Linked DNA regions of Homo sapiens: all the other regions are linked to region 1. Evidence: chromatin loops called from intact Hi-C (ENCODE). Cell type or tissue: heart left ventricle. All regions are shown on one strand. Each heading gives the region's core, and the rest is flanking DNA. Links, peaks and the distances in the headings are about the cores only. Region 1 holds the start of LINC02558 (long intergenic non-protein coding RNA 2558). Region 2 overlaps DEPDC5 (DEP domain containing 5, GATOR1 subcomplex subunit). Region 3 holds the start of LOC339666 (a long non-coding RNA gene). Region 4 overlaps SLC5A4-AS1 (SLC5A4 antisense RNA 1). Region 5 overlaps SFI1 (SFI1 centrin binding protein). Region 6 has its middle 3.9 kb from the start of PISD.

Region 1 (5,384 bases), core at 810-4,809:
CCCTTCCACTCAAGTCTCAAGCCTTAGAGATCATAGAACCCAAGCTCTTCACTGCTGTAAAAGCCCAGAGAGCAGCAGAGACAGGCCCAGGGTCACACAGCCCAGGCCAGAACCCCAGGCTCCTATGGGTGGGGGTAACAGACACAGCGTCCCCTGGAGCCCAGGAGTTCAGGCCACCCCTGCCTTTTCTCATTTCTTTCTTCCATTCTTCCTCCCCTGCATCAGGAAAACCATGAGAGGTCAGGTTATAACTTCCTCACACCTGGGCTTTCACCTCCATGGTTATATTTCCAAACCCACAGTACCGGGCAGGGCAGGGAAGTAGGTGGCAGGTTTGGGTTTGGGGGGATTTTGTTTGTTTGAGAGGGGTCTCCCCGCTGTCACCCAGGCTGGAGTGCAGTAGTGTAATCGAATGCACCACTGGAGTGCAGTCGAGGATCACTGCAGCCTCGACTTCCTGGGCTCAAGCCCCATCTTCCCACCTCGGCCTCCCATGTCCAGCTAATTTTTTTTCTTTAGAGATGGGGTTACTTACTACGTTGCCCAGGCTGGTCTTGAACCCCTGGCCTCAAGTGATCCTCCCCACCTTGGCCTCACAAAGTGCTGAGGTTATGGGTGTGAGCCACCATGTCCAGGCTGTCTCCCCTTTCTGAAAGCTGTCCGTGATGACACCGAGGCCTGGGTGAAGTGACCTGCACAAGCACACACAGTGAGGTGGAAGCACTGCCACGACCAGCACAGGAATGCTCTCTCCAGCTCAGGGCCGGGTCCCACTGCCCTGGCACCTCCTGGAAGGGCCCGGGTCTGGGCCCCCATGCTGCCAGCTCTAACATAGAAGGCAGTCAGTGGATCAGGCCCAGCCCACAGCTGCTCCAGGTCCGGGAAGGATCAGACCCAGCCCACAGCCAATCCGCGTCGGGCGGGGAAGGGCTGAACGTGGAGTAACTCTCAGTACAGCCGCTGAAAGCCAGGGCTCTGGCCCCTCCACTGCCACTCTTCTGCTCCAGGGACAGCTGTGCTGGCCGAGCGCCACCTCAGGAGCGGGTCAGCATCGTTGTCCCCTCTGCCCCCCAAGGGCCTGGGAGATCCTGAGGGGAAAAAACCAAAGCCCTTTGGCAAGTAACTCTGACCAAAAACAGAAAAAAAACGGCCGGGCACAGTGGCTCACACCTGTAATCCCAGCACTTTGAGAGGCCGAGGCGGGCAGACTCTTGAGGCCAGGAGTTCAAGACCAGCCTGGCCAACATAGTGAAACCTCGCCTCTACTAAAAACACAAAAATTAGCCAGGCGTGGTGGTGAGTGCCTGTAATCCCAGCTACTCAGGAGGCTGAGGCAAGAGAATCATTTGGACTCGGAAGGGAGAGGTTGCAGTGAGCAGAGATCGCACCACTGCACTTCAACCTGGGCAACAGAGCAAGACTCAAAAAAAAAAAAGAGGCCGGGCGCGGTGGCTCACGCCTGTAATCCCAGCACTTTGGAAGGCTGAGGTGAGCGGATCACGAGTTCAGGAGATCGAGACCATGCTGGCTAAGACGGTGAAACCGCGTTTCTACTAAAAATACAAAAAATTAGCCGGGCGTGGTGGCGGGCGCCTGTAGTCCCAGCTACTCGGGAGGCTGAGGCAGGAGAACGGCGTGAACCCGGGAGGCCGAGCTTGCAGTGAGCTGCACTCCAGCCTGGGCGACAGAGCGAGACTCCGTCTAAAAAAAAAAAAAACAAAACAACAGCAACAACAACAACAAGAACAAAAAACAGAAAAAGCAAGGCCTGGGCTCCACATATTTCCTCCCCTCACCATCCTCCATGGACTCTGTTCGCCCTCACAGTGTGCAGGGCTCGGGGACCCAGGTGACAAGGGCCGACCTGCCAGCCGACCACCTGGCAGGAACCGCAATGGTTGGGCGGATACAGTGGCTCTGCCTGTGATCCCGGAGCTTTGGGAGGCCGAGGCGGGAGGATGGCTTGAGCCCAGGATGTCGAAGCTGAGTGAGCCGAGATGACGTCACTGCACTCCAGCCTGGGTGACATAGTGAGGTGACCCCTCTCATAAAAAGAAAAAGAAAAGGAAAGAAAGTGAGAGAAATAGAGAGAGAAGGAAGGAAAAGAAAGAAAGAAAAGACAAGAAAAAAGAGGGAGAAAGGCAAGGGAAAGACAGGAAACGCAGGGACTGACTGAGGGACTGATGGAGGAGGCGTGTGAGCCGGGCTGGGGACGCGACTGACTGATCGGCTGACAGGATGACCAGCTGCACTGGGGTTGCTGAGGGGTGGCAGCGACAGCCAGCCTCTCAGCCTCGGTTTCCGCCTGCCTCCTGCCTCAAGCCAACTCACTGCGTGGCCTACCCCGACACTAACCGGCGCCTGAACCAAAACCCACGGAGCCTGGCGGCCGCGGCTCCCTCAGAGAGTCGCCCTAGACCCTGCGCGGCTCCACAGCGCCACCTCGAGGCTGCGCCTGGAAGGGAGGGGCTGGGGAAGTGGGCGGAGTCAAGGGCGGGGCTACAGGTGGAGCGTCGGCAGGAGCTCCAGCATCCCCTTTCCCGGGACGCCGCTCCTCTTCCCCGCCTCCTTGGCTCTCCCCCGGAGCCTCTTCCTCCTCCCCCGTTCGAGTGGGCAGGTCCCCGCGGGAGCCTGAGTCGCACTGCAGACCTATCCTGTGACCTGAAAGAAACTCCCAGTTCCCCATTAGACCCCCTGGCAGCCTGGGCATCCCGGCGGTTCCAGGGACCCGCTGGGGCGGATGACGGCCGAACCTTTGGGCGCCAGGCTGGCAGTAGACGTGATAGAGGTGAAAACCCCACCACCCTCTTAATCCCCAGAAATGCTACAGGATTCTGGGGGGCCTGAGCGAGCAGCTGAGGACAAGGGCCGATGATATTTGCTTTATTTGTTACTGGGCTTGCTCCCTCCCCCGCATCCCGCTGCTCTTCACACTTGCAAGCTCACCTGACTGCCAGGTGGCCGGTCTGGAGCATGGCGAGCACCTTCGAGCCCCATAGATGGCAGCACAGGCCTAAGAAAAGTCGTACCAGAATGGTGTCTCCCTTCCAAACTCAGGCCGGGAGAGATAGAGCCACTTAGGGGAGAAAACTAATGTCCAGAGTGGCAGAAACATCCTCACATCCCGAAGGGTCTTGAACCCTAACTTCTTGCCCCAGGACAAGAAGACAAGGCAGAGTAAAGAGAGGCTCACAGGGAGAGGCAAGTGACAGTTCAGAACACAGGTGCACCATGCCACGCGACTGTGGGCGTCTCCTCACCTCTCTGAGGCCGTTTCCTGAACTGTAAAATCAGGGACAAGAAGGATACCTGCGTCACGGGATGTTCTGAGATTAACTGAGATGCTGCATGCAAATCACTTAACCACAGGGCATGTGGTAAGTGCTCTAATATATGTAAAGCAACGTTCCACTGCTTTTTGTTTGTTTGTTTTTGAGACACAGTCTCGCTCTGTCACCTAGGCTGGAGTACAGTGGCATGATCATAGCTTACTGCAGCCTCAAACTCCTGGGCACAAGTGATTCTCCCACCTTAGCCTCCTGAGTGGCTGGGACTATAGGTATAGCTATCGAGCCCAGCTAATTTATCTTTTTTTATGTTTTGGAGAGATGGTGTCTTTCTACATTGCCCAGGCTGGTCTGGACCTCCTGGCCTCAAGCAATCCTCCCGCCCTGGCCTGCCAACGTGCTAGGATTACAGGACTGAGCCACCATGCCCTGCTGAGTGTGATGTCTTTTTTACTGTGTCAACTTGGCTAGACTAAAGGCCCCAATTATTCCAACACTAAACTGGATGTTTTGGTGAAGTTGTTTTGTAGATGCGAATAAAGTCCATTATCAGTTGACTTTACATAAAAGGAAGATATCCTGGATAATTTAGGTGGGCTTGATAGACGCAGTTGAAAGGCCTTAAAATCAGACTTGAGGTTTTCCTGAAGAAGAAATTCTGCCTGTGGATAGCAACTTCAGCCCTTGACAAGAGTTCCAGCCTGCACTTACTGCACTTACCTAGCCAGCCCCACAATCACGCAAATCACCTCCTTGCAACAAATCTCTTAATCTGTATCCCCTTACTGGTACAGTTTCTCTGATTGAACCCTAATACATTAAGGAAGCAGTATGGCCAGGCGCAGGGGCTCACACCTGTAAACCCAGCACTTTGGGAGGCCGAGGCAGGCGGATCACTTGAGGTCAGGGGTTCGAGACCAGCCTGGCCAACATGGTGAAATTGTCTCTACTAAAAATACAAAAATTAGCCTGGTGTGGTGGTACGCGCCTGTAATCCCAGCTACTCAGGAGGCTGAGGCACAAGAATAGCTTGAACCCGGGAGGCGGAGGTTGCAGTGAGCCGAGATTGCACCACTGCACTCCAGCCTGGGCAACAGAGCAAGACTCTATCTCAAAATAAAAAGGAGTGTGTGTGTGTGTGTGCGCGCATGTGTGTGTGTGTGCGTGTGTGTTGGGGGTCACAGGGCCTAATCTTCGTGTTTATTCACTCCTTTTTTTTTTCGAGGCAGTCTCACTCTGTTCCCCAGGGTGAATTGCAGTGACACGATCTTGGCACACTGCAGCCTCGACCTCCCAGGCTCAAGCAATCTTCCCACCTCAGCCTCTTGAGTAGCTGGAACTACCAGGCCTGGCTAATTTTTGTATTTACTGTTTTGCCATGTTACCCAGGCTACTTTCAAACTCCTGAACTCAAGCAGTCCACCTGCCTCGGCCTCCAAAAGTGCTGGGATTACAGGTGTGAGTCACCGTGCCCAGCCTATTCATTTCTTTTTAATCTCCGGGTAGTTTGTGACTTTTGAGGTCCAGTACTTGGAGGCACTAGCAAAACCATGGTTATTTATTGGTTGGGGTGGGCTATGAGGTAGCTAGAGGCAGAGGGCCCCTTCCACCAGTCCTGCCCCCTGAGGCCTCAGCTTCGTGGATGTGCCTGCTCATTCCCCTCTTCTCCCTGCCTCAGGTGTAGGCCTGGAAATGAGAGCTACAAAGTATGCTGTCCCTGGGAACCAGCTGGTGAGGAGGAGGCTTCTACCCCAGCAACCATCTGTCCCACATGTCCCTGTACCCCGCCTCTCCCGCCTCTACCCCACAGGCTCATGTGTCATGCACAAACACCTTTTGCCCGCCTGCCCTAATTCTTTTTTTTTTTTTTTGAGAAGGAGTCTCACTGTGTCGCCCAGGCTGGAGTGCAGTGGTGTGATCTCGGCTCACTGCAACCTCCGCCTCCCGGGTTCACGCCATTCTCCTGCCTCACTCTCCCGAGTAGCTGGGACTACAGGTGCCCACCACGACACCCGGATAATTTTTTGTATTTTTAGTAGAGACGGGGTTTCACCATGTTAGCCAGCATGGTCTCGATCTCCTGACCTCGTGATCCGC
Region 2 (5,384 bases), core at 778-4,777, 98 kb after region 1:
TTTTATTATATAAACACGTATGATAGAGAATATAAGGTATTCTTTCGGGATTCTAAGTTTTTAAATAAAGGGCATAATATTATATCATTTTATAAGTTGGTTTTCCAGTCCACATCATGCTTCTGACATTTATCCATGTTGATACATGTACCTTCAGCTCATTCATTTAAACTGCTGTAGTAGCATTTCATTATTTGAATAAGGAAATCGTATTCTCAGGGAGACGAGAGTGTATACGGCAAAGGCTGTGCAAAACAGCACATCAAGACCCTCAGAGTGAGAACTGAGAATCACATGCTTTTTCAAATCAGTTATCAATTTTAACATTTCCATGATGACAACTCAGCTGGTAAGGAAACAGTACTGACTTCCAGTTGGGGCCTCCGTATAGACAGGATGGCATGAACTGGCTCAGTCAACTGGCCGTTTCCCATTTCCTTGTTATTCCAGTTCTGCCATATTCCAGAGTTCCAGTTCTGAGCAGCGTAATTAAATCCAGCAAGCATGGTGCTAAGTGCCTACCAGGTGCCAAGCAACATGCCTGGCACTGGTGATACAGAAATGGAAAATAAGAGGTGATCCTGCTCTCAAGGAGCTGGTTGAGGCAGGAGACAAATGAGAGAAAGATCTTCATTCTGTTGTGCTAAGAGCTCTGACAGAGTAAGTACAAGGTGACAGAAGGCCCCTGGGTCAGAGCCTTGAATCCAGCATTGAGTCTTGAATAAGCATGCATTGACCAGGGGAAACTGGCGGCTTGAGGTCAGAGGGAGGGCATTCCCCCAAAAATCATAGAGATTTTTCTGAGGTTTATAAATGCACAGATTCTGTCCAAAACATTTCAGTTCAGACAATAAATTCTGCACGGTTTTTAAGTCAAGATACAGTGTATTTCAAAGCAAGACTTGTTCTTTCATCAATTCCAGAAAGGCCTCCCACTTATTAAAAAAAATCCTCACCCCAACCTGCAGATCTCATTACTGGAAAGGGTGATGGCTTCTAAGGCAGGCCCTGATTTTTCGGGACCTAAGCAAACAGCTCTATGGGCCCCTCTTGCTGTCTCACCTGCATGATGTCAATGGCCATCGCCTGTGTCTGGATCCCCTCCACGTGGTTCACCAACCAGTGTACCACCTCCGCGCTGATGAAGCAGTACGGTGAGAGGCCCTTCTGTTCAGAGAGCAGCTGGACTCCTGTCCTGGGTTCCAACACGGTGAACGGGGAGCAGGGGATGTGTGTGCCCCATGGCAACAAGTGGAAGGAAAGATGAAAAAGAAGGGACTCCCACTAGAGCATTTAATACCATAAAGCAATGTCCCTATGCTATTCCTAGACTCAGAGAAACACCCATGAGAGGACAAAAGAAACTGTTACCGGGGGCCCAGCGTGGTCGCTCACGCCTGTAATCCCAGCACTTTGGGAGGCTGAGGCGGGTGGATTACCTGAGGTCAGGAGTTTGAGACCAGCCTGACCAACATGGCGAAACCCCGTCTCTACTAAAAATACAAAAATCAGCTGGGCGTGGTGGCGGGTGCCTGTAATCCCAGCTAGTCAGGAAGCTGAGGTGGGAGAATCACTTGAACCTGGGAGGTGGAGGTTGCAGTGAGCTGAGATCGTGCCACTGTCCTCCAGCCTGGGCAACAGAGTGAGACTCTGTCTCAAAAAAAAAAAAAAAAAAAAAGAAGAAGTTGTTATGGGGAAAAAGGAGAAGGGGGAGAGAAAGGAAAAGATGGGAACTCACATTCGGAGAATACCTATACTTGTCAGGCATCATACTAGGTACCTCACATAATTATTTCATTTAATCTTTACATCAACCCTGTGGCTTAACTACTTTTTAAAAAATCCCTTTTAAAAAAATCCCATCTTGAGGCAGAGGTTGGGTGAGCCAAGATGGCGACACCGCACTCTAGCCTGGGTGACAGAGTGAGACTCTGCCTCAAAAAAAAAAAACAAAAAACAATTCCATCTTACAAACAAGGAAACAGAGGCTCAGAGAGGTCAAGTGACTTGCCCAAGCTCTCAAAACTGGTGAGAAGTACAGTCATGTACAAATCTACCAAACCACGCTGCCTAAACATGGCTGTGGCACAGGCTTCTGGGAACCTTCCAACCCTACACTGTGGTGAGCCACTTACGAGGGGTGCTTCATGGCTTCCAGGATCTCTGTCAGGGTAGAGGATGAGGTCAAGGAGCTTGCCACCAGCTGCTGAGAGCTGTAACACAGGGTGTCAGGTCAGCAAAGCAAGATGGCACGTATGCAGTCAAGAGCACGAATATTAGGAACAGTCTCCACTTCCTATGGAGCCAGAAACCAGGACAATGTTGACACTAAAGGCATTTTAGTAAATTCCAAACAGCTATATCAGGGGGTTATCTCATAGGGGGTTTCCTATTTTAAAATATACACATTTAGGGCCGGGTTTGGTGGCTTACGTCTGTAATCCCAGCACTTTGGGAAGCTGAGGCACGTGGATTATTTGAGGTCAGGAGGTCAAGACCAGCCTGGCAAACATAGTGAAATCCCGTCTCTACTAAAAATACAAAAATTAGCCAGGCATGGTGACGTGCGCCTGTTGTCTCAGCTACTTGGGAGGCTGAGACAAGAGAATCGCTTGAAACTGGGAGGTGGAGGGTGCAGTGAGCTGAGGTCGTGCCACTCATGCACTCCAGCCTAGGCAACAGAGCGAGACTGTCTCAAATAAATAAATAAAATAAAATAAAATAAAATAAAAAATGTCCACATTTAGAATTCAAAGTACTTTTGTGTCCAAACTTGCCCTTAGTAAGCATCTCTCCTTTTAATAATATTCCTCAGGCCCAAGGCCCAACCACTTCCAAGAAACCCCCTGGACTGCTCTGGGTTTGCCCCAAGAGCCTTTCACAGGTAGCTTCATTGAATCCTGACCAGAGTACTAGGTAACACCCTAAGAGCATGGGGAATGGAATCCCAGTATCATCACTAACCTGCTACATAGCTTTTCTTGGCCTCAGCGCCCCCATGTGAAAAATGGGGTTAATGCTGTTCCTGTCTTTGAGGGCTGATGTGAGGCGAATGTTTATACGATGCTGAGCACATGTACAGGGCTGACACACAGGAAGCCCAAAGTGGTAAACAATACTAAAATAATTAACACCGACCCTTTGAAACTGACTAAAGGAACTGCTGAAGGTCAAAGAGCCAGAAGTACCAGGATGTGGATCTGAATCCAGGTCAGTCTCTCTCCAAAGTCCTTTCCACCACCTGCTGCCCACATTCTTGCTCAAAGGTGTGATGGTCCCTTAAAACGTGCTTAATACTCAGCAGCTGAGTGGCCACCCACTATACCGAACTGGGCCAGCTGTGGGGCTTATCCAGAAGCTCCTCAAGTTCTTTGAACTTCTCCCTTTCCTCAGTCCCAGACTACTCTTCATGACTATTCAGAGGGTCCAGAAATCACTGGAAGTGTTTCAGAATTTCAGGGTTAGAAAAAGTTTTCAAAGACCCTTGAAATGAACTTCCTTCTAATGCCTGAGTCTCTGCTGAGACCACGTGTCTGGGCAAGAGGCTGTCCTATCTGTGTGAACATCTTCAATGGCAAAGAACTTGGCACCTCTAAGTGCAGCCCATTTCCGTGCAGCAGGACCCACTGCTAGTAAGTTCTTCATCATGAAATAGAATCTGTTCTCTGTATTTTTCAGTCATTGGTCCTGATTCTACCTGCCATGTCATTTTTGGTCTTTTCACCTCCAGCCTAAATATCCCCGATTCCTCATTTCTTCTGAAAGCAGAAGTAAACCTACTGTTCTACCCTTGTAAGCAATGAGGAAGCAGATTTTTTCTATGCATTGGGCAGCCTCTCCAATCTCCTCCACGCCTACAGCCAAAAAGCCAGGTAGGCTTGATGGGTATAAGGGCATGAGCGAAGGCAGGGAGCAGAGAAGTTCAGACCTGCTCCTGCTTCTGAAATGACCATCACCTCTACTGGCCAGAATGAACAGGCTGCAGTAGATGAGACACAGATTACACCAGCACAGAATTTATGACATAAGGGAAATGGAGTGACTCCTGACAGAGGCCAGCCAGGTGAGCAGCCCCAGAGAACTTTCTGCTCTCAGGGCAGGGGTATAAAAGTTAAGTCTCTTAGATGATTTTGCCAAGGACTGCTTCGTCAATACAGTGAGACAATAAGAAAAGACTGCGGCATAATTACTATAAAGCAAACACAGCTGGGAAGAAAATAAAACGGTTTCTCAGAATTGACAACAGTAGTAAAAGCTGGTGCACTTGCTCGAGCAAATGAAGTACACACAGCTTCCTTTTCCTCCGGATACTAAGGAATAGAAGAAGAACAGTCATGTTTGGCCACAATTAGTGATTCATCCACTGTTTGTTCTTTTCCTTACTGACAGCATGCTATGACGTGCAAGACATTGTGCCACAGGCACCACAGTGAACAAGACAGACTGGACAGAGCCCCCTTCCGGAAGCCCTGTACTCCTGTGTGGTGCCTGACACTTTCCTACATCTCTGTGGGAACCTCTTAGCTATCCTGTGAGGATGGCAGGAAACAGATCATTAGTCCCATCATACAGATGTGGTTAAGGACTAACTTGCCCAGGGTCGCATGTGACTTGTGGCAGAGTCAGAACTCGGCCCAGAGCTTTGGACTTCAGCCTCTGCAGCCTTTGAGATCAGACTGTCCCCACTCCCCAGGAACATGAGTTTGGCCACTCTGAATCTCACCTGCTGTCACTGGAGTTTGTGGAGGAGTAGCCCTGTTCTCCTATGTTCTGGGAGTTCCCAAAGGTCTGGCTGTTGCCTCTGTCCATGGATTGGCCTGTGCATATGCCCAAACTGGTGCCGTCCAACATAGGAGTGGCTGTTTGGTCCACAGATACCTGCAGGAGATTTAAAAATGAATACTTGATTCCAAAAATAACTGACAGGAAAACACAGTAAATAAGCTGTACTGGCTTATTCACTCAGTAAGCATTCACAAAAAATAAACAAAAATTAATGCAATCCTTCCCATTCTGCTCATTCCCACTACCCCTTGGTCCCTAGTGGCACAGCTAAAGTTGTCTAGAGACTCTACCCAGTCTTGTGTGCACTGCCTTCTATCAGAGCAGCTGGGAACTCCCACCCTCCAACCAGGGCAGATGAGAGGCCACTCTTCACAGTAAATCCCCAGGACCAAAGAAATCGCTTCAGCACCTGCCTCAAACCACACGATTTACACTAAAGAAAAATCTCCATAGAAAGAGTGGAGAAGTCAGAATCACTCCTTATGAGGACAGCAGGACTGAAAGACCACATTTAGAGACAAATAGGTGAACATCACAATGTACATCTTCTGCCTACCGTGACTCACCCTTTCCCACCCAAAACCTCCTTTCTTCTACCT
Region 3 (5,384 bases), core at 563-4,562, 410 kb before region 1:
GCTGCAGTCCACCACCTCTCTCTTCCATGTACCAATTTCATGTGGGTTGAATGTATACCTAGCAGTACAATTGCTAGCGGAAATGGTCATTGTAGTTTTAATGTTTTGAGGAAGCCTCACATTGTTTCCGTAGTGTATGTATTAGTTTACTTCCCCAACAAGTGTGGAGAAGAATTCCCCCTCTCTAGAAATCCACACTGGCCAGTTGCTGTGGCTCACGCCTGTGATCCCAGCACTTTGGGAGGACGAGGCGGGTGGATCACCTGAGGTCAGGAGTTCAAGACCAGCCTGACCAACATGGTGAAACCCCGTCTCTACTAAAAATACAAAAAAAAAAATGAGCCGGGTGTGGTGGCAGGCACGTGTAATCCCAGCTACTCAGGAGGCTGAGGCAGGAGAATGGCATGAACCCGGGAGGTGGAGCTTGCAGTGAGCCGAGATCGCGCCACTGCACTCTAGCCTGGGTGACAGAGCAAGACTCCGTCTCAAAATAAAAAAAAATTGATATATCACATTAGATGATTCTATGAAATCATCTACTATATAAAATAAATATATATTATACATAAAATAAAAACACAAATCACACATTGACAATAACCCCTGCAGTCCAAGTACACCCCCACAATAGTACAAATTACACTTTAAAAAAAAAACTCAAGACATTTACACATTTAAACCAAAGTAATTGTCACTAGACTAAATACATTCATTCATCAAGTACAATAAATTTAGCATTGCTGCTTATAGTCACTAATAGCACAATTTTAGGTGCAATTTCACATGCTTTCATAAATCTTCCAGTACAGTTCCCATAGCAAAGTGTCTTTGTGCACGCCATCTTCATTTATATGCAGGTGCATCGTATATCATACTTAAAACTATTTTACGTCACAAGCTGTTAATATACATTTTAAGTGGACAGCAGGTAAAAAATTTAAACCTCAATGATGACAAAATTTAAAATTAAAGTCTTGAACACCTATAGTGATTTGTTTACTTGCATAAATACTATTTTCACTTAGTACAGGCTATTAAAATAAGCAGAGAATTTAAATATTAACTCAAAAAAAGATAGAGGCTCAAAACCTTCCTAAGAAATTAATGCGTTTTCAAAGTAATAATATAATGAGTCTGTAAGTCAAAAGGAATTTCATATTTATTGCCAAATTTAAAATACCAGTGATGTGAAGAGAAGATTGAGGCCTAAAATTGTGGTACTAAATTGTAAAATACAGTAAAGAAGATGCAGCTCATTTGCTTGGGAATATGTAATGGAATATTTTTCACAGTAATTTTTTTTTTTTTTTTTTGAGATGGAGTCTCGCTCTGTTGCCCAGGCTGGAGTGCAGTAGCACGATCTCAGCTCACTGCAAGCTCTGCCTCCCGGGTTCACACCATTCTCCTGCCTCAGCTTCCCGAGTAGCTGGGACTATAGGCTCCCACCACCACGCCCGGCTAATTTTTTGTATTTTTAGTAGAGATGGGGTTTCACTGTGTTAGCCAGGATGGTCTCAATCTCCTGACCTTGTGATCCACCCACCTCGGCTTCCCAAAGTGCTGGGATTACAGGTGTGAGCCACGGTGCCCAGCCAAGCCCCTGGATTTCTAATCCCCACAGTGGACTTGAGGAGTACAGTTGAACCCAGAGAAGATTCCCTGGCTTCTGCTGATACCACATGGTCACAAAGTCATCAACATTAAAGCCACTGCTCAGAGCACAGGCAAGTCTCGAAGTTCTCAGAGATAAAGATAGGGAGGTGAGTGAGTCAGTGCATACTCGGAGAGGAAACCAGGAACAGAGATGCTCATGGGTGAGGCAGCAAGGATACAAGTCTAGCTCTTCAAAGAGAGGAAGAGAGGGCACTGACCCAGGCTGGTGGCTGCTCAAGACATCTGAGGCCTGCCCCACGGCCTTAGCCACAGCTGCAGCAGGTGCCAGTTCAGCCTTCCTCATGTCTCGCAGCACCCCCATAATGAAGTAGTCAACCCCAACAAAAATGTGTATGCATTCTCCTGTCTTCTTCACTCAGGGCCTCTCTCTCCTCATGGATCCTAAGGCCCCTCTCTCCCTGGTCAGCCATTCGCTGCATGTGCAGCCAGTTCCAGGCCCTCAGCCAGCACATCTGCAGGACTGGCTCCCCAGTGGACACCATTGTCACCCCCACGGACACCACTCCCCTTTCCTAGCCTCTCATTCTAGGGCCTCCTGCTGGCTCCAGTGGGAACTACTTTCCATCTTTCCAGACCCTTCCCACATCCCTAGGTGGCAGCACAGCCTCAGCCAAGGACACTACCACCTTCCTGCACTGGGGTTCTGTGGCCCCACCCCAAATTTGAAACTTTCCACTAACCCTGGAGCCACTGCTTAGCCCATATCTGGGGCCCCTGTGGGGCAGCAGCACAGATCCCCACCTTTGACCACTGTTTCCAGTTTGGAGGCCTGCCACCTCCAGCTCCAGTCCAGCCCCAGCCTCCTGGAGGCCAGCCAGCCCCAGGCACCAAAACACATTCAACCTTGGGGGGCCATTACTCACCACTTCTACCTTGACCCCACAAGCACCCACCCTGCCGTATCCCCCTGGCCCATCCACTGCCCCTGGCTCTGCAGCTGCCACCTACACAGCTAGTGCCATGGCCACTATTTGGCCCAACGTACATTCTGGTAAGATGAGAGGGACAACATTTTTATCCATTTTTCCATGGATCAGGAGCTCTTTCTGTTTATGAGGCTGTGTTCAGCTATGTGACAGAGACAATCAGCCTTACCCATAATGCTGGAGTCCAGAGGTGGACAGAGGGTTTCTATTGACAAACCTGCATCTGGATAATGAGGCTCAAATCTCTGAAGGTCCATCCTCCCTGTCCTAGGTGACAAACACAGTGGCTCTGCCTCAGAGTCCATGGCACCAGTTGCCATGGTAACTCCCAATGTCTCTACTGCCCCTTGTGCAGGAGAAGGTGACCTCAGGGTCTGGGGCACAACAAGAGCTTTACAAGGGGAATTCTGCATGCACAGGTTGCGGAGTTCCTACTCCCTGATGTCCCACAACCCTCCCCGCCACCTGGACTGTTGAAAAGCTCCAATGGTAAGGTATGAGAGGAGAAAACACAAGATAGTTTCTGTGGTCTCTGAGAAAATCACCCATGGGGGTCCCTGTGGTCCTGAGTGGGATCAGCTATAGGAAAGTCACATCCATGAAATCAACATCCCCCAACTTCCCCAGAGCAGGCATGGTGTTTTTCCAGCAATGGTGGAGCCTCGCCTTCACCCTCTCACGCTCCACAGAGAGGTTTGCTGGCCTCAGGCCCTCATTTCCCCCCATCCATACCCCCAACCTCCTGACATGAACACTGAAGGTGCAGGTACCTACCTGTGAGTGACTCTGGCCACATCTTCGCTGGAACTCCCCTGGGACCTGTGTCCTCACTCATTTCACACCTTAGTGCCTCATCCCTGGGTCACGGGGAGCCTCAGGCAGCCCCAAGCACAGATGATCGGGGTTGGAGGGAGGTGACTGGAGAGGGACAAGGAGGTTTCTGCTCTGATCCCTCAAAGACAGTAGTCCATGCTGTAGCGACTGTCTACCTGCTTGAATGGTCTCCGGCCTCTGGCCGAAAAGAAAACTAGGAAAGGCTCATTTCTCTTCTTCCAAAAAATAATAATAATAAAAAAGTCAACTCCACAGGCTCTGAGTTTTGCTCATCTAGATAACCGGGCAACACCGCAGTGTATCAGGAGGTTTTTGTTTTTGTTTTCAGCATTCCTGAGACTTCAGAAACATTCTATGGAGAATTGAGAAGAGAGTATTTTTTGAGCCAGAAAGTGCTTTCCTGTGAAGTTTGTATATGTGAGTTATTTTAATATCTAAACATTGTCAGAGAACAAGACTCTGAGCAGGCTGAGGTTTTATCCCGCCTCCCCACCTGTGTGTCAGTGTGCGAAGGACTGCTGTGCTCAATCACACAGTAATTAGTCAGCCTCGTCCTCAGACTGGAGCTTAGATATGAGCAAAAGCCCTTTATTGGACCAGCCTTCCATCAATCCAGAGGAGCAGCTCGGGACCCTGGAGCCCTGGTCATGAAGTACATTTTGGTAGTGGCTCAGGAGATACCAGGGAGGGCTCCCTGGCTTATGCTGGTACCAGTATATCCAATAGAAATCAGCATGGACGCCAGTGCTCAGGATGCAGGGAAGTGCGGCTGGTGCTTCCAGAGATGCAGAGAGGGAGGGCGGCTGAGTCAGCACAGGCTGGGAGAGGGAACCTGCAGACACAGGTGGATATGGCTGCTGGCTCACTTACCAGCATGAAGTTGCTGGAAGATCTGAGCCAGAGGGGACTGCTGAAGCCTGGGGGACCTGCCCTGGACGTGGGAGGCCTGTCCTTACCTGGGAAGTGAGAGAGGAGCAGCAGGAGGACAGGAGCCATGGTGGACACAGCCCTTCTGAGGTCCAGAGCTGGAGTGGGCTGCTCCAGGCCTCTCTTATCCCTTCCACTGACCTCACAGAGGAGGAGTTACAGATGCCAATGTGTCCCCACATTGCCTGCCTCTACTTTACCCCATGTATTTATTCAAGTCCTAGGGGCTGGTGGACAGGGGAAGTCCGACAGGCCAGACCTGGGAAGAAGTGGGTGCTGGAACCACACCCAGGGAGGGCACAGCTTCCAGGTCAGCCTCAGTGAGTGCAGGCTCCATCACCCAGCCCTGCGGAATTTGTGGGGTAGGAGGGGGTTGGCACAGTTGTGGCTGCCCACTGCACAGACCCTGAGATCCACAGTGTCTCCTGCTGCTCTCTCGCCAGACTGCATTCCCTCAGTAGAAGTCATGTGAGTGGTGTCGGCCTGAGAGCCTAGTGAGTGTCAGTCTAGAAGTATCTATGGCCACGCCCTGGGCCATGGCCCAAGTTGCTGATACTAAAAGAAAGACAGCATTTTTCAATACGTTTTTCTTGCATTACTAGAAGGACATGGGCAAAATATCACCTCCACCCAATGAAAGGAGGCTGCGGGGAGGCTGCAGAGGGCTCTGGGAGCAAAGTCCTGGGCAGCTCCTTCCACAGAGGCCAGGGAAAGAGGTGATTGTGACTTGGGTCTCACTGGGCTGTGGGGTCCTGCTCTGGAACAAATACTCACACATTACTAGCTTTGGAAAGATAGGGCTTTGGAAAAAAAAAAGAGACATTTTCAATGCAATGATATGCTGAGGGGATGACAGAATACATCATTGATGAGAAGATTGAACAAGTGAAGTGTAAGTGTCAAGTCAGGTAAGGACATTTGAATCCAGACTGTAGAGGTCCTTGTGTGTCAGTGAGGGGTTTGGTTTGATTCATTATCTGGGATTGTTTCGGGTTGTGAACTGGAGGCAGAATAGATGAAACT
Region 4 (4,000 bases), core at 1-4,000, 300 kb before region 1:
TATCAGGGCCTACTATGCACAATTACTAGTGAAACATAATGAAACACAATATAAATACATATATAAAAGACTCAGGGCCTTGAGCTTCTGATATTTTAAATGCTAGCTGGAGTGCAGTGGCGCCATCTCGGCTCACTGCAAGCTCCACCTCCTGGGTTTACGCCATTCTCCTGCCTCAGCTTCCCAAGTACCTGGGACTACAGGCGCCCACCACCACGCCTGGCTAATTTTTTGTATTTTTAGTAGAGATGGAGTTTCACTGTGTTAGCCAGGATGGTCTCAATCTCCTGACCTCGTGATCCTCCTGCCTCAGCCTCCCAAAGTGCTGGGATTACAGGCGTGAGCCACCACGTCCAGCCAGGACTTGATTGTTTCTTTGGGAAGTTGATGTCATAAAAGTGTCTATACTGGGCTGTCCTGCCACATGTGGCTCTTGAGCACCTGAAATGGGGCATATCAGAATTGAGATGTGCTTTCAGTGTAAAATGCATAATGGATTTGGAAAATGTAATGAGAAATAGAGAATGTAAATGATGTTGTTAAGAACTTTTAAAGGTTGGCTGGGTGCAGTGGCATGTGCCTGTAGTCCTAGCACCCTGGGAGGCTGAGTCGGGAGGATCGCCTGAGCCCAAGAAGTTGAAGCTACAGTGAGCTATGATCGTGCCACTGCACTCCAGCCTGGGTGATGGAGGGAGACCCTGTTTCTTAAAAACAATCTTAAAGTTAATTTCATGCTGAAATGATAACATTTTCTGTATTAAAATTTTAATTTTTTTCTTAATTTATTCTCACCTCTGCTCCACTAGGTTCTCCCCTGGCCTCCAATTGCTTCCACTGACAACTCAGTTGGAGTGAGCTCCACTTACAAGGGTTTTTGTGTAGAGTGTCCCTCCTCCCACCTTATTCACATCCTGCTTATCATTCTTAATCCAATCAGATTTTGATTTAATTATGCTATATATTAGATTTTTACTGACGTCATAAGCAGATTGCCACAAAGGAGATCGTCCTCACTAAAGGGTTTTCACAGTTAATATGGACAAATATTGCCACATCATTCTAAATTAGGTCTTGTATATTGTGGGCGTTGGTAAGATTTGGGATCAGGATTGAAACTGTTCAAACAAAACATTTGGCATCAAAATTAATTGTTATGAATGGAGCTAATTTCAAATTGTTTTTGATCATGAAAATAAAAACTCACAGTTTGATGAAGAAAATTAGTCAAACTTACTCACAGGTCTTTCCTAAAACCACACTCATTAGACCAGTCATTTATTAAAAAGGACTTACTCTTGTGAAGATCCACATTTAGAAGAGGTTGAATTCACTTCCACATAAAAATATTTTTTCTGCATTATGATTTTCTTAAGAACATTTTCTTTGGTCTAGCTTACTTTACTGTAAGAACACAGTACATAACACATATGCAAAATATGCGTTAACGGACTTGATATTATGGGTAAGGCTTCCAGTCAACAATGGGCCATTCATCCTTAAGTTATTGGGAAGTCAAAAGTTATGCACAGGTATTGGACTGCCGGGGGCTCAGTGCCCCTAAACCCCACATTTTTTAAGGGTCAGCTGTATCTAAAAATCTCAAGAACATTGCCCGTGGCCAGTATTTATAATTTTTTCTTTGCTTTTAGACAAAATCATTCCTGTACATTTAATTTCATTAATATTACTCTCTGTATTTGTAAATAGTTTGTGCTTAATCTGTAAAGTGTGAACAGGTTTTAGTTTTTGCATGACTATTGCAGACATATTGAACCACGTTTGATAAATGAAGTAATAGTGAAACTACCTAGGGTTTTCTCTCAGCTGCCTCCCTCTTCCCTGTCTCCAGGTGGCGCTGTGTGGAAGTTTATGAAGAGACCTGGTCCGGATCCAAGCTTTCTGTCCCCGTTCTACTTTCTGAAACGCCCACCAAAAGACACGGGCCCCTGGCATCTCATAACCACTCAGTTAGTCATCATTTCTGTTTTTTAATAGCTGAGGATATCCTGACTACTTGCTCTTCACAAGATTATTATAAATTATACTAGTTTAAATTCAAAGGCAAAGTTTCCCCCTTCCTGCTCCCTGGAAACCTTTATCCCTGAATGACATGGCTAAATGGCTAAGCTCTCCTGCACCCAATGCCCTGATCAAGTGTTTCTTCCTGTAGGGGCCTTTCCTTTTGCCCCAAGGCAAATCCTTTCTCTGTTGTCCTCCCCTGGCAATTTATAAACACTTGTAACAGAATCTGTTACTATTCTTATTTGTATTGATGTGGTCTTAAAAGAGTCAAACTTAGTTGAGAGCTGTATCTGTGGCCTACATTTTGTTCTGTTTGTTTTGTTTTGTTTTTCCTTTTTTTGAGACAGAGTCCCACTCCATCACCCAGGCTGGAGTGCAGTGGCATGATCTCGGCTCACTGCAACCTCCACCTCCCCGGTTCAAGCGTTTCTCGTTCCTCTCCCTCCCGCAAAGCTGGAATTACAGGCATGAGCCACCACACCCAGCTAATTTTTGTATTTTTAGTAGAGAGGGGGTTTCACCATGTTGACTGGGCTGGTCTCAAACACCTGGCCTCAAGTGATCCACCCACCTCAGCCTCCGAAAGTGTGTGGCCTACATTTTGGATATGAAATATGAAAAATATTTACCAAAAAGTAGACAACAAATAATTACTATTGGATCCACATATAATTTAATCAATCTGGTTTCCTTCATATTTCCTCTTGCTTTTCATCCTCCTTGCAGTTTCATGATTCTCTGGAGGTCATCTAAAACAATAATATAATTTAAGGAAGCAAATTTTTTTTTCTTGAGACAGGGTCTTGCTCTGTTGCCCAGGCTGGAGTGCAATGGTACAATTATGGCTCACTGTAGCCTCGAACTCCTGGGCTGAAGCCATCCTCCTGCCTCAGCCTCCCCAGTAGCTGGGACTACCAGTGTGTGCTACCAAGACTGGCTAATTTTTTAACTATTTTGTAGAGATGAGGATCTCACTATATTGCCAGAACTGGTCTTAAGCAATCTTCCCACCTTGGCCTTCCAAAGTGCTGGGATAACAGGTGTGAGCCACCATGCCTGGCAAGGAAGCAAATTTGATTTTACATCATCCAAAGAGTAACACAAAGGAAGTATATCTGAGTTGTAGTACATCAATAAGTGGAAATATTAAGATTCTATATAAATTATTTGTGATTTCCTTTCTAAGAAAGAGACTACAATTATCATTATACATGGGCATTTTCAAACATTTCCAAACTTGAGATGAAAAAAAGAAAGAAAATATGAGACAGTGACTATATTTGAGGTATATTCTTTCAACAGACTATAAACGTGCGGGGTTCACACATTTATCAGCCAAAAACAGATTCAAAATACATACATTCTTAGTCTTAACAAGGGCTACAAAAAAAGTGTGGAACAGCTATCAGTAATATATTTTGTGTTAATATGAATTCTAGGCTTGGATAAAACATGCAGGGTATGATTACAACTTTAGATGTCTTCTTTTTAAATGTTATTTCTCTTTTAGGACTTCGGTCTGATTAAATGTTATTTCTTTTTTAGGACTTTGGTCTGATTAATAGATGTCTTCTTTTTTCTGGTTTCTTGTTTCGTTTTGTTTTGTTTTGAGACTGGGTCTCTGTCGCCCACTGCTGCTAGAATGCAGTGGCATAATCATGGCTTACTGTAACGTTAACTACATGGGCTCAGGTGATCCACCTGAGCCTCCCAAGAAGCTGGGACCACAGGCACATGCCACCATGCCCAACGAACTTTTTCTATTTTTTGTAGAGATGGGGGTCTCACCATGTTGCCCTGGCTGGTCTAGAACCCCTGGCTCAAGTGATCCTCCTGCCTTGGCCTCCCAAAGTGCTGAGATTACAGGTGTGAGCTGCCACACCTGATTGAGATTTCTTAGTTCTATTATATTCTCTAATATAAAAAAAGAAAGGTCATCGTCCAGTTTTAAGTGGTCTCACGACAATTTCTTTTTTTT
Region 5 (5,384 bases), core at 811-4,810, 410 kb after region 1:
TCGCAAAATACGCTGGAACTTTTCAGGGATCACTAGAGACATAGCAGGAACACAACTGGCGGTGTGTAGGCCTCCCGCGGAAGCCATTTTTTTTATTTTTTCGAGACAGAGTCTCACTCTGTTGCCCAGGGTGCAGTGGAGTGGCACAATCTCGACTCACTGCAACGTCTGCCTTGTTTGTTCAAGCGGTTCTCATGCCTCAGCCTCCCGAGTAGCTGGGATTATAGGCGTGCACCATCAAACCAGGCTAACTTTTGTATTTTTTTAGTAGAGACAGTTTCACTATGTTGGCCAGGCTGGTCTTAAACTCCTGGCCTCAGGTAATTCACCAGCCTCAGCCTCCCAAAGTGCTGGGATTACAGGCATGAGTCCCTGTGCCTGGCCCAGTACCAAGAACATTTTAAACCCTCAATAAATAGGCTGGGCCCGGTGGCTCATGCCTATAATCTCAGCACTTTGGGAAGCCGAGGCGGGTGGATCATCTGAGGTCAGGAGTTCAAGACCAGCCTGGCCAATGTGGTGAAACCCCATCTCTACTAAAAATACAAAAAATTAGCTAGGTATGGTGTAATCCCAGTTACTTGGGAGGCTGAGGCAGGAGAATCACTTGAACCCAGGAAGCAGAGCTTGCAGTCAGCCAAGATTGTGCCATGGCACTCCAGCCTGGACGAAACAGTGAGACTCTGTCTCAAATAAATAAATAAATGTACGTTGAGTAAATGAATTAATTATATAAAAATATCACTCAGGCCAGGCGCGGTGGCTCATGCCTGGAATCCCAGCACTTGGAGAGGCTGAGGCCGGTGAATCATGAGGTCAGGAGTTCGAGACAAGGCTGGCCAACATGGTGAAACCCTGCCTCTAGTAAAAATACAAAAAATTAGCTGGGCATGGTGGCAGGCGCCTGTAATCCCAGCTACTCGAGAGGCCAAGGCAGAAGAATCGCTTGAACCTGGAAGGCTTGAACCCAGAAGGTTGCAGTGAGCCAAGATCACACCACTGCACTCCAGCCTGGGGAACAGTGTGAGACTCCATCTCATAAAAAAAAAAAAAAAATTCACTCAGACTCAAGTAAAACTGCATACTAATTAGGCATTTTGAAATACTTGCTAAATACATTTTAAGTAATGATTTTAATTATTTAAAAAAATTTTTTGTGTGTAGAGATAGGGTCTTGGCTTTGTTGCCCAGGCTGGTCTCAAACTCCCGGCCTCAAGCAAGCCTCCCATCTTAGCCTCCCAAAGTGTTGGGATTACAGGTTTGAACTACTGCACTCTGCCTATTTTATTTCTACTTAAATAACTTCTTTATGTCCACTGATTTTCTGGACACTGTTAAATACTTTACAGATATTACTTTATTTATTCCTGATGACAAACCTTTAAGTATGGTGTAACTATTTCACAGATGAGGAAAATAAGAGCTGAAGAGATGAAATGACCCAATAATACAGGTTGGAAGAGGGATTCAAACCCAAGTAAGTGCAGCTGCAAAGCCTCTCCTATTATCCATACTTTGTTCAATACCCAACTTTCAGGCAGGAAGTGAATTATTAATATATTACCATTCAGGACACCAGTGGACAACTACAGACAACATAGAGTGAAATCTGTCCCATGATAATGCAGCTCATTGTTACATATCTGGCTATAAAAGTGGACTAATTCATGTTCTTCCAGTATGTCTACAATGCTGATGGGCTGCAATGCAGAAGACCAGTTAAGAGCATGGGTGGGTGAGCCCTAGTTTTGCCAATTACAACCTGTATGTGCTAGGCAAGTTACTCAACCTCTCTGAGCCTTATTGTACATCTTAATCTGTACAATAATGGTACTTACAGTTTACGGTAAGGGTTAAATAAGATACTTTACATTACAAAATTAACACATGCACACACAAACTTAACACAGGGTTTAGAACACAGTAAGCACTCAATTCATGTTAATTATGATTATGTGAAAATCGATCTTATAAACAAGTTATCAGTAAATCTTTATTAGGCATCAACTATGTTCAAAATATTGTTTCAAGGTGGGAAGGGGGCATGGTGGCTCATGCCTATAATCCCAGCACTTTGGGAGGCTGAGGTGGGCAGATCGCTTGAGCCCACGAACTCAAGACCAGCCTGGGAAACATGATAAAACCTCGCCTCTACAAAAAAATGAAAAAAAAAAAAACATTAGCTGGGCATAGTGGCGCATGCCTGTAGTCCTAGCTACTTGGGAGGCTGAGGTGGAAGGACTGCTTGAACCTGGGAGGTGGAAGTTGCAGTAAGCTGAGATTGGGCCACTACACTCCAACCTGGGTGACAGAGTAAGACCCTATCTCGAAAAAAACAAAACACAAAAATAAAACCAAATACAAACCATTGTTTTAAGGTGAGGTTTTATGCTGTTTTCCAGCACCATAAAGCTGATGAGGTAAAATGATGGCTGGTACTTTGTAGGGCAGTTGAGCAGACTCACCGTAAGATAATCCGTTGCCTAAACTCCAGAGCTGTAGTCTGCATCTGAAGTTTGGTCCTACGAACAACCACGTAGATCAACCAGGACTTCCAGGCCTGTCGCATCTTTTGCTTTGCATCTAGATTCACCAAAGAGATTTTTCAAAAGGCATGGGGAGAGATGGATTACTCTGGGTTATGATAAAAGCTCAAGGGCTCTCCTTTGAATACCTAAATCCCTCCAGCCTACAAGTGACCCCTGCTGGAAAAGTTGTGAAGCACTAGAAAATTAATTAGAGTGCAAGAACACATGAAGGCTCTGTGCAAGTAACGACATTTACAAAGCATTTAAAGGAAAACCCATGTACTGAACTGCTCAAAAACCCTTTGCTTTAAAAGCGCTTATTTCTATAGATATACTCTGCAATTTTTAGACGAAATGATATGAATAAACAGGCAGCAAAGAAGTGGAGAGATGGATCTAACAAAAATGGCATGAGTGATAATCAAAGCTGGGTAATGGATACATGGAGGTTCATTATTCTATTAAATATCTTTCAGTCTGGGCACAGTGGCTCACGCCTGTAATCCCAGCACTTTGGAAGGCCGAGATGGGCAGATCACCTGAGGTCAGGAGTTCGAGACCAACCTGACCAACGTGGTGAAACCCCATCTCTACTAAAAGTACAAAAATTAGCCAGGTGTGGTGGCGTGCGCCTGTAGTCCCAGCTACTCAGGAGGCTGAGGCAGGAGAATTGCTAAACCTGGGAGGGAGAGGTTGCAGTGAGCTGAGATCACGCCATTGCACTCTAGCCTGGGCGACAGAGCAAGACTCCGTCTCAAAAAAAAAAAAAAGAAAAGAAAAAAAAATTTCAATTGTATAGATATTTAAAGTTTTCCATAATACAAAGCTAAAGAAGAAGAAATCATGATATAAAACTTGCTGTTTGACTCCAAGCTCACTCTTTTTAGTAAAGAAAAGATAATTTACTAGATATGGAAGATGCAATGGCCCACAGGTCTCCCTTTGTGGTAAATTGTATTTTCATTATGAAAGTCACCACTAATAAGTAAATTACCACTTATAAGCAAATTTCTCTTCTTTTTAGAAGACAAAGGAGAAAATAAAATTATATAAATCATTTTTAGGACAGCCTCCAAGATGTAGTCGACAGGACTATAACTATATATTTCACAGTTGTTGACAAGACAAATCAACATACGAAGGAGAATTTAACATGTATCTTCCTTGGTTTCACTGTGGACCTCAGGAATCAGCATACTTCAGGTAATCAGGACTAGTATAGTGCTGTGGTTTAGAGTTTGGGATCCTGAGTAAGACAAGCCAGACTTACTGGCCCTTTCATTTATTACACACCTAATCTCATACAAGTTCCTCATCTGTAAAATGGTGCCTCTCTCAGAGTTATGTTTGGAAAGTGTAAATGAGATGATTTAACTATGAAAAATATCTAAAATAAACACTAACTGCTCTTTCCAGAGTATGGAACACAGGAATCTCATTAACTGTCTCTGCCATGATTCTGATGCACGTGACAACTGAGAACCATGCTTCCTTAAGGCCTAAAAGTACTTGCAAACTTTTCATTTAACAGTCCAAGAGTGAATGGACACTCCCTGAGGTCTAGGGGAATGGCCTGAAATAACTTGTCTTATGTCAGAAATAACTCTTGCCTCTTGAGTAGCTGGGACTGCAGGCATGCACCACCACACCTGGCTAATTTTTGTATTTTTTTGTAGAGATGAGGTTTTGCCATGTTGCTTGGGCTGGTCTCGAACTCCTGGGCCCAAGCAATCTTCCCACCTCAGCCTCCCAAAGTGCTGGGATTATAGGCGTGAGCCACCGCCTATAAAAAAGTCATCCAAGTGACTTTTTCCTTCTATTCCATAATATCTAGCTAGATTCACTGTAACTATAAATAAGACAGCAGAATGTACATTCTTCAAGTAAATATAGAACATTTACAAGATAGAGCATATTTGGGGCCACAGAACAAACCTTAACAAAAATAAAGGAACTGAAATCATACTAAGTCTTGTTCTCTGACAATAATAGAATAAACTAGAAATCCTTAACAGAAAGATATTGGGAAACTCCCAAATATTAGAAAACTAAACACACTTCTAAATAATCTGTGGGGCAAAGATGAGGTCTCAGGGAAAATCAGAAAACAAGTTTTTACTGAATGAAAACAGAAATATAACTTATTAAAATTCGTGTAATATAGTTAGTGTTTAAGAGAACTTTATAGCAGTAAATGTCTCTACTAAAAATACAAAAAAAAAATTAGCCGGGCGTGGTGGCAGGTACCTTTACTCCCAGCTACTCAGTAGTCTGAGGCAAGATAATTGCTTGAACCCAGGAGGCAGAGGCTGCAGTGAGCCGAGATCACGCCACTCTGCACTCCATCCTGGGTGACAAAGTGAGGCTCCATCTGAAAAAAAAAAAAAAAGGCTGGGCGCAGTGGCTCAAGCCTGTAATCCCAGCACTTTGGGAGGCCGAGGTGGGCGGATCACGAGGTCAGGAGATCAAGACCATCCTGGCTAACACTGTGAAATCCCGTCTCTATTAAAAATACAAAAAATTAGCCGGGCGGGGTGGTGGGCACCTGTAGTCCCAGCTAATTGGGAGGCTGAGGTAGGAGAATGGCGTGAATCCGGGAGGTGGAGCTTGCGGTGAGCCGAGATCGTGCCACTGCACTCCAGCCTGGGCAATAGAGCGAGACTCCATCTCAAAATTTAAAAAAAAGAAAAAAGAAAAAGAAATAATAAATTAACTTAGCAAGGATGCAGGATATACAAGATCCATATGTAAAACTACAGAATGTTTAGGAGAAAACATAAGAGGAAATCTTTGTGACCCTGGGTTAAGGCAAAGTTCTTAGAGATGACATCTAAGATAGGATATGAAAAAATATAA
Region 6 (5,384 bases), core at 745-4,744, 300 kb after region 1:
ATGGTCTTGCTCTGCTGCTCAGACTAGGGTGGCAGTGGTGCAATCATAGCTCACTGCAGCCTCAAATTCCTGGGCTCAAGTGATCTTCCTGCCTCAGCCTCTCAAGTAGCTAGGATCCTGTGGGCGTGTCACCACGCATTGCAATAATTGGCTTTTTTATAACTACACGGTACCTTACAGTTTTCGATAATAATTATCCCTATGTAACAAACATCATGCAATAGAACAAATGAGATTTTCTTGTTGGGGGGCGGGGTGTGGAGCTTGAATTCTAAAAACGCAGATTTCGAAGGAGGACTCCTCCCTGATGTCTGTACTCACCAGAATATAAGCTTCATAAAGGCATGGATGCCCACGGTCATACCTAGAGCAGACTCCCATAAATACACACTTATTAAATCAATGAATAAATAAATGAATGGATGGATTAAGCAAATGCTTCTGACTAGAAGTGTCAGAGCATGGGCAAGGTTGAGAGGCAGCAGCCCTAAAATTAAACAGTGATAATAACAAAGCTAGCAGCTTCCACTTATCAAGCACTTCCTGTGTGCTGCACACAAATAATGTTGCAAACCCTCATTATAACACTATAAATTGGGTGCATCACCCAGGCTGGAGTGCAGTGGCATGATCGTGGCTCACTGCAGCCTCGATTTCCTGAGCTCGGGTGATCCTCCCACCTCAGCCTCCCAAGTAACTGGGACTACAGGTATGCACCATGATGCTGGGCTAATTTTTCTATTTGTTGTAGAGATGGAGTTTCACCATTTTCTCAAACTCCTTGGCTCAAGTGATCCTCCTGCCTGAGCCTCCCAGAGAGCTGGGATTACTAGCTTGAGATGGAACAAGGTAAACTGGTTTCCACAGTGGCTGCACCATTTTACATTCTCATCAGCAATGTACAAGGATTCCAGTTTTTCCCACATCCTCTCCAATGCTTGTCATCTTCCTTTTTTTTTTTTTTTTTTTGGAGATGGAGTCTTGCTCTGTCACCCAGGCTGGAGAGCAGTGGCGCAATCTCAGCTCACTGCAACCTCCGCCTTCTGGGTTCAAGTGATTCTACGGCCTCAGCCACCTGAGTAACTGGTATTACAGTTACTCGGCTCACTGCAACCTCTGCCTCCCAGGTTCAAGCGATTCTCTTGCCTCAGCCTCTTGAGTAGCTGATATTACAGTTACTCGGCTCACTGCAACCTCCGCCTCCCAGGTTCAAGCGATTCTCTTGCCTCAGCCTCCTGAGTAGCTGGGAGTACAGGCATGCACCACCACACCCAGCTAATTTTTGTATTTTTACTAGAGACAGGGTTTTACCATATTGGCCAGGCAATCTCGAACTCCTGACCTCATGATCCGCCCTCCTTGGCCTCTCAAAATGCTGGGATTACAGGTGTGAGCCACCGAGCCCAGCCCGACCAGCTAATTTTGTCTCTACTAAAAAGTAGAGACAGGGTTTCACCATGTTGGCCTGGCTGGTCTTGAACTCCTGACCTCAGGTGATCCACCCACCTTGGCCTTCCAAAGTGTTGGGATTACAGGTGTGAGCCACTGTGCCCAGCCTAAAATCAACCATTTTAAAGTGGACAATTCAGTGACATTTAGTACATTCACAACGTGGTGTACCATTTCTGTCTAATTCAGGACAAATTTTATCATCTCAAAATAAAACCTTGTTGTGCCTATCAGGTAGTTACCAATGTTTCCCAATTTTAACAGATTAAGAAATGGACTAAGACAATAGGAAAAGTGCTGGCTGGGAGCCATGGCTCACACTTGTAATCCCAACTTTTTGGGAGGTCGAGGTAAGAGGATTACTTGAGCCTAAGAGTTGGAGACCAGCCTGGGTAACATAGTGAGACCCTCATCTCTATAAAAAATACAAAATAAGCTGAGTGTGGTGGTGTGCACCCGTAATCCCAGCTACTCGGGAGGCTGAGGTGGGAGGATTGCTTGAGCCTGGGAGGTCCAGGTTGCAGTGAGCCATGATTGTGCCACTGCACTCTAGCCTGGGTGTCAGAGCAATATCCTGTCTCAAAAAAAAAAAAAAAAAAAAAGAAAAAGAAAAAGAAAAAAAGTGCTAAGGACCCACAACAAAATTTTTAATATTAAAATTAAAAAATGAGGCTGGGTGCGATGGCTCATGCCTGTAATCCCAACACTTCGGGAGGCCGAGGCAGGAGGATCACTTGAGCCCCCGAATTTGGGATCAGCCTGGCCAACATGACGAAACCCTGTCTCTCTAAACAAAAATACAAAATTTAGCCAGGCGTGGTGGCCAGTGCTTGTAATTGAAGGCACTGGAGAGGCTGAGGCAAGAGAATCGTTTGAACCCGGTAGGCGGAGATTGCAGTGAGCCGATATCGCGGGCCACTGCACTCCAGCCTGGGCCACAGAGTGAAACTCTGTCTCAAAGGAAAAAAAGGAAAAGAATATAATAATAATGAATTCAGCTTGGATTTATAAATATAAATGTGTTAATATAAAGACAATAGTCTTTATACCAATACGGTTGTAAAATAAAATTCTTAATTTTTTATGGAGAAAAGGGTCAGTCCACTGAGGCAAAAGTGCTTGGGGCTCACGAAAGCCTCGAAGCTCTGCCACTACCATCCACACTGCAAAAATCCTTTGAAAACAAAATTGAGGCAAGCTCGTTTTTTTTTTTTTTCTTGAGACGGAGTCTCGCTCTGTCGCCCAGGCTGGAGTGCAGTGGCGCTATCTCAGCTCACTGCAAGCTCTGCCTTCCGGGTTTACGCCATTCTCCTGCCTCAGCCTCCAGAGTAGCTGGGACTACAGACGCCCGCCACCACGTCCGGCTAATTTTTTTGTATTTTTAGTAGAGACGGGGTTTCACCGTGTTAGCCAGGATGGTCTCGATCTCCTGCCCTCGTGATGCGCACGTCTCCGCCTCCCAAAGTGCTGGGATTACAGGCGTGAGCCACCGCGCCCAGCCAAGCAAGCTCGTTCTTAAATGCTAGGCTAATTCTGCCCCCTAGCGGCCACAGAGAAATCTCAGAAATTAATGCCCCCAGTTGTTGAGTAATTCGCACCTACCAGGTGCCTTGAACTTACGCTGCATTATTTTGTCCTCACAATTCCATGAGGTTAAGTGATATCCAAATGTATAGATAAGCTGCCGAAGATTCGAGTGCTTAAGTCGGTTTGTTGTTGTTTTTTTTTGAGACGGGGTCTCAAAAGACAGGATCTTACGGAAGTTAATGCTGTTTCCTACTGAAGGAGGCACAGCGAGCGCAAGCCTTGGTGGGCAGGAAGCGTGCTTTAAAGTTTGAGACTGTCAGGCCCGGCGCGGTGGCTCACGCCTGTAATCCTGGCACTTTGGGAGGCCGAGGCGGGCAGACTTGAGGTCAGCAATTTGAGACCAGTCCGGCTAACATGATGAAAACCCGTTTCTACTAAAAATTCGAAAATTAGCTGGGTGTGTGGCACGCCTGTAGTCCCAGCTACTCGGAAGGCTGAGGCAGGAGAATCGCTTGAACCCGGGAGGTGGAGGCTGCAGTGAGCCGAGATCGCATCTCTGCACTCCAACCTGGGCAACAGAGTGAGGCTCTGTCTCAAAAAATAAAGTTGGAGACTTTTATTCTAAAAGCATTCAGTGAGCCATTTATTTATTTATTTTCCTGTAAGCTTGGAAAAATAGGTTCTTCCCCACCCATCTACATGACAGTAATGAGCAAATATCCTTATCAGATAATACATGATTTGCAAACATTTTCTTTCATTCTGTGGGTTGCCTTTTCTCTCTCTCTCTCTTTTTTTTAAGGCAGAGTTTCACTCTTGTTGCCCAGGCTGGAGTGCAATGGTACGATCTCGGCTCACCACAACCTCCACCTCCCATATTCAAGTGATTCTCTTGCCTCAGCCTCCCGAGTAGATGGGATTACAGGCTTGCGCCACCACATGCGGCTAATTTTTGTATTTTTACTACAGACAGGGTTTCACCACGTTGGCCAGGCTAGTCTCCAACTCCTGATCTCAGGTGATCTGCCCGCCTTGGCCTCCCAAAGTGCTGGGGTTACAGGCGTGAGACACCGCGCCCAGCGTCTTTTCACTCTCTTGATAGTGTTCTTTGATGCACAAAAGTTTTAATTTCGAAGTATATCTTTTTGTTGTTTTTGTTGTTGTTGCCTGTGCTTTTAACGTCATATACAAGAAATCATTGCTAAATCCAACGTCATGAAGATTTCCCCTATGTTTTCGTCTAAGAGTATTATAGTTTTAGCTCTTCAGTTTACATCTCTGATCCATTTTGAATGAATTTTTGTATATGGTGTAAGGCTGCACTTTACTTTTTGTATATGGATATTCAGTTTTCCCAATGCACTTCATTTGGAAATAATTTCCCCCCATTCCCTGCTGGTTTACTACTCTCAATTGGATAGTAAAACCAATTAAACCAATATGTATTTTTTTTTTAAATGGTGTCTCACTCTGTCTCCCAGGCTGGAGTGCAATGGCATTATCTCAGCTCACTGCAACCTCCCCCTCCCGGGTTCAAGCAATTCTCGTACCTCAGCCTCTGGAGTAGCTGGGATTACAGGCAGGCGCCACTATGCCCAGCTAATTTTTGTATTTTTAATAGAGATGGGGTTTCACCATGTTGGCCAGGCTGGTCTCGAACTCCTGACCTCAGGTGATCCGCCCGCCTTGGCCTCCCAAAGTGCTGGGATCATAGGGTGAGCCACGGTGCCCAGCCTCTTAAAAAAAAAAAAAAAGAGATGGAGTCTCACTATGTTGTCCAGGCTGGTCTCTTTTTTACTTCCTTTTTTTTTTTTTTTTTTTTTTTGAGACGGAGTCTCACTCTGTCACCCAGGCTGGAGTGCAATGGCGCGATCTCGGCTCGCTGCAAGTCCGCCTCCCGGGTTCACGCCATCCTCCTGCCTCAGCCTCCAGAGTAGCTGGGACTACAGGCGCCCGCCACCACGCCCGGCTAATTTTTTTTGTATTTTTAGTAGAGATGGGGTTTCATCGTGTTAGCCAGGATGGTCTCAATCTCTTGACCTCGTGATCCGCCCACCTCGGCCTCCCAAAGTGCTGAGATTACAGGCGTGAGCCACCGCGCCCGGCCCAGGCTGGTCTCAACTCCTTGGCTCAAGCTATCCTCCCACCTCAGCCTCCCAGTGAGTGGGGATTGCAGGCGTGAGCCACTGCGCCCGGCCAAAACCAATTCTATACATTTGTTTTTTTCTTTTCCGACTTTTGAAAACCATGACAAAGGGAGGTTTCTTCCCCCCAATACCAAACCTGGTGCCTTTTAAGCTCTCTGTAGGAGCTGAGTATGCCCTAGTTGAACTTAAGCCAACTACACAGAAATACCTGCAGGGACCAGGGAGCATATTCCTCCTCCTGTCAAATGCCTGGTGAAGGCA

Evidence for each region. Peaks named below come from ENCODE experiments on the same cell type or tissue, not always from the same donor. Only the 100,000 strongest peaks of a DNase experiment are listed, where the experiment ranks them.
Region 2: a loop joins it to region 1, with 3 times the contacts of the local background. A loop is called at or near these places in 20 of 110 quality-filtered maps.
Region 3: it touches region 1 in a loop (3-fold over the local background); 17 of 110 quality-filtered maps call a loop at or near these places.
Region 4: a loop joins it to region 1, with 25 times the contacts of the local background. A loop is called at or near these places in 83 of 110 quality-filtered maps.
Region 5: it touches region 1 in a loop (3-fold over the local background); 16 of 110 quality-filtered maps call a loop at or near these places.
Region 6: it touches region 1 in a loop (5-fold over the local background); 33 of 110 quality-filtered maps call a loop at or near these places.

The regions. Positions count from the first base shown.
Region 1 is chr22:31,967,884-31,973,267 of GRCh38, reverse strand. It overlaps LINC02558 (long intergenic non-protein coding RNA 2558), which reads right to left and starts at 2,445. Exons shown (of 5, transcript NR_149128.1): 1 at 2,356-2,445. RefSeq lists enhancers at 3,086-3,195, 3,266-3,315. In heart left ventricle, for the core only: CTCF peaks have their summits at 2,233, 2,447 (motif pointing left) and 3,020; DNase peaks (open chromatin) are centred at 920, 2,447 and 2,967; H3K4me3 peaks cover 946 bases.
Region 2 is chr22:31,870,084-31,875,467 of GRCh38, reverse strand. It overlaps DEPDC5 (DEP domain containing 5, GATOR1 subcomplex subunit), which reads right to left. Exons shown (of 43, transcript NM_001242896.3): 34 at 4,724-4,878; 35 at 2,136-2,213; 36 at 1,063-1,195. Among named protein-coding and RNA genes, the nearest start is that of YWHAH, 72 kb to the left of the region's middle. RefSeq lists a silencer at 2,831-3,125. In heart left ventricle, for the core only: a CTCF peak has its summit at 3,012 (motif pointing left); no DNase peak of the experiment used is centred there.
Region 3 is chr22:32,375,728-32,381,111 of GRCh38, reverse strand. It overlaps LOC339666 (a long non-coding RNA gene), which reads right to left and starts at 4,448. Exons shown (of 3, transcript NR_038918.1): 1 at 4,391-4,448; 2 at 3,375-3,786. It also overlaps the pseudogene IGLCOR22-2. In heart left ventricle, for the core only: a CTCF peak has its summit at 2,228; no DNase peak of the experiment used is centred there.
Region 4 is chr22:32,264,202-32,268,201 of GRCh38, reverse strand. The region is part of intron 2 of SLC5A4-AS1 (SLC5A4 antisense RNA 1); the gene reads right to left. It also overlaps a transcript of SLC5A4 not described here. Among named protein-coding and RNA genes, the nearest start is that of SLC5A4, 11 kb to the right of the region's middle. In heart left ventricle, for the core only: a CTCF peak has its summit at 1,836 (motif pointing right); a DNase peak (open chromatin) is centred at 1,872; H3K4me3 peaks cover 349 bases.
Region 5 is chr22:31,554,141-31,559,524 of GRCh38, reverse strand. SFI1 (SFI1 centrin binding protein) reads right to left here. Exons shown (of 33, transcript NM_001007467.3): 7 at 2,466-2,583. It also overlaps the pseudogene RPS18P14. Among named protein-coding and RNA genes, the nearest start is that of SFI1, 60 kb to the right of the region's middle. In heart left ventricle, for the core only: a CTCF peak has its summit at 2,702 (motif pointing left); no DNase peak of the experiment used is centred there.
Region 6 is chr22:31,663,411-31,668,794 of GRCh38, reverse strand. No RefSeq gene overlaps it. Among named protein-coding and RNA genes, the nearest start is that of PISD, 3.9 kb to the right of the region's middle. RefSeq lists an enhancer at 3,313-3,814. In heart left ventricle, for the core only: a CTCF peak has its summit at 2,996 (motif pointing left); a DNase peak (open chromatin) is centred at 2,954.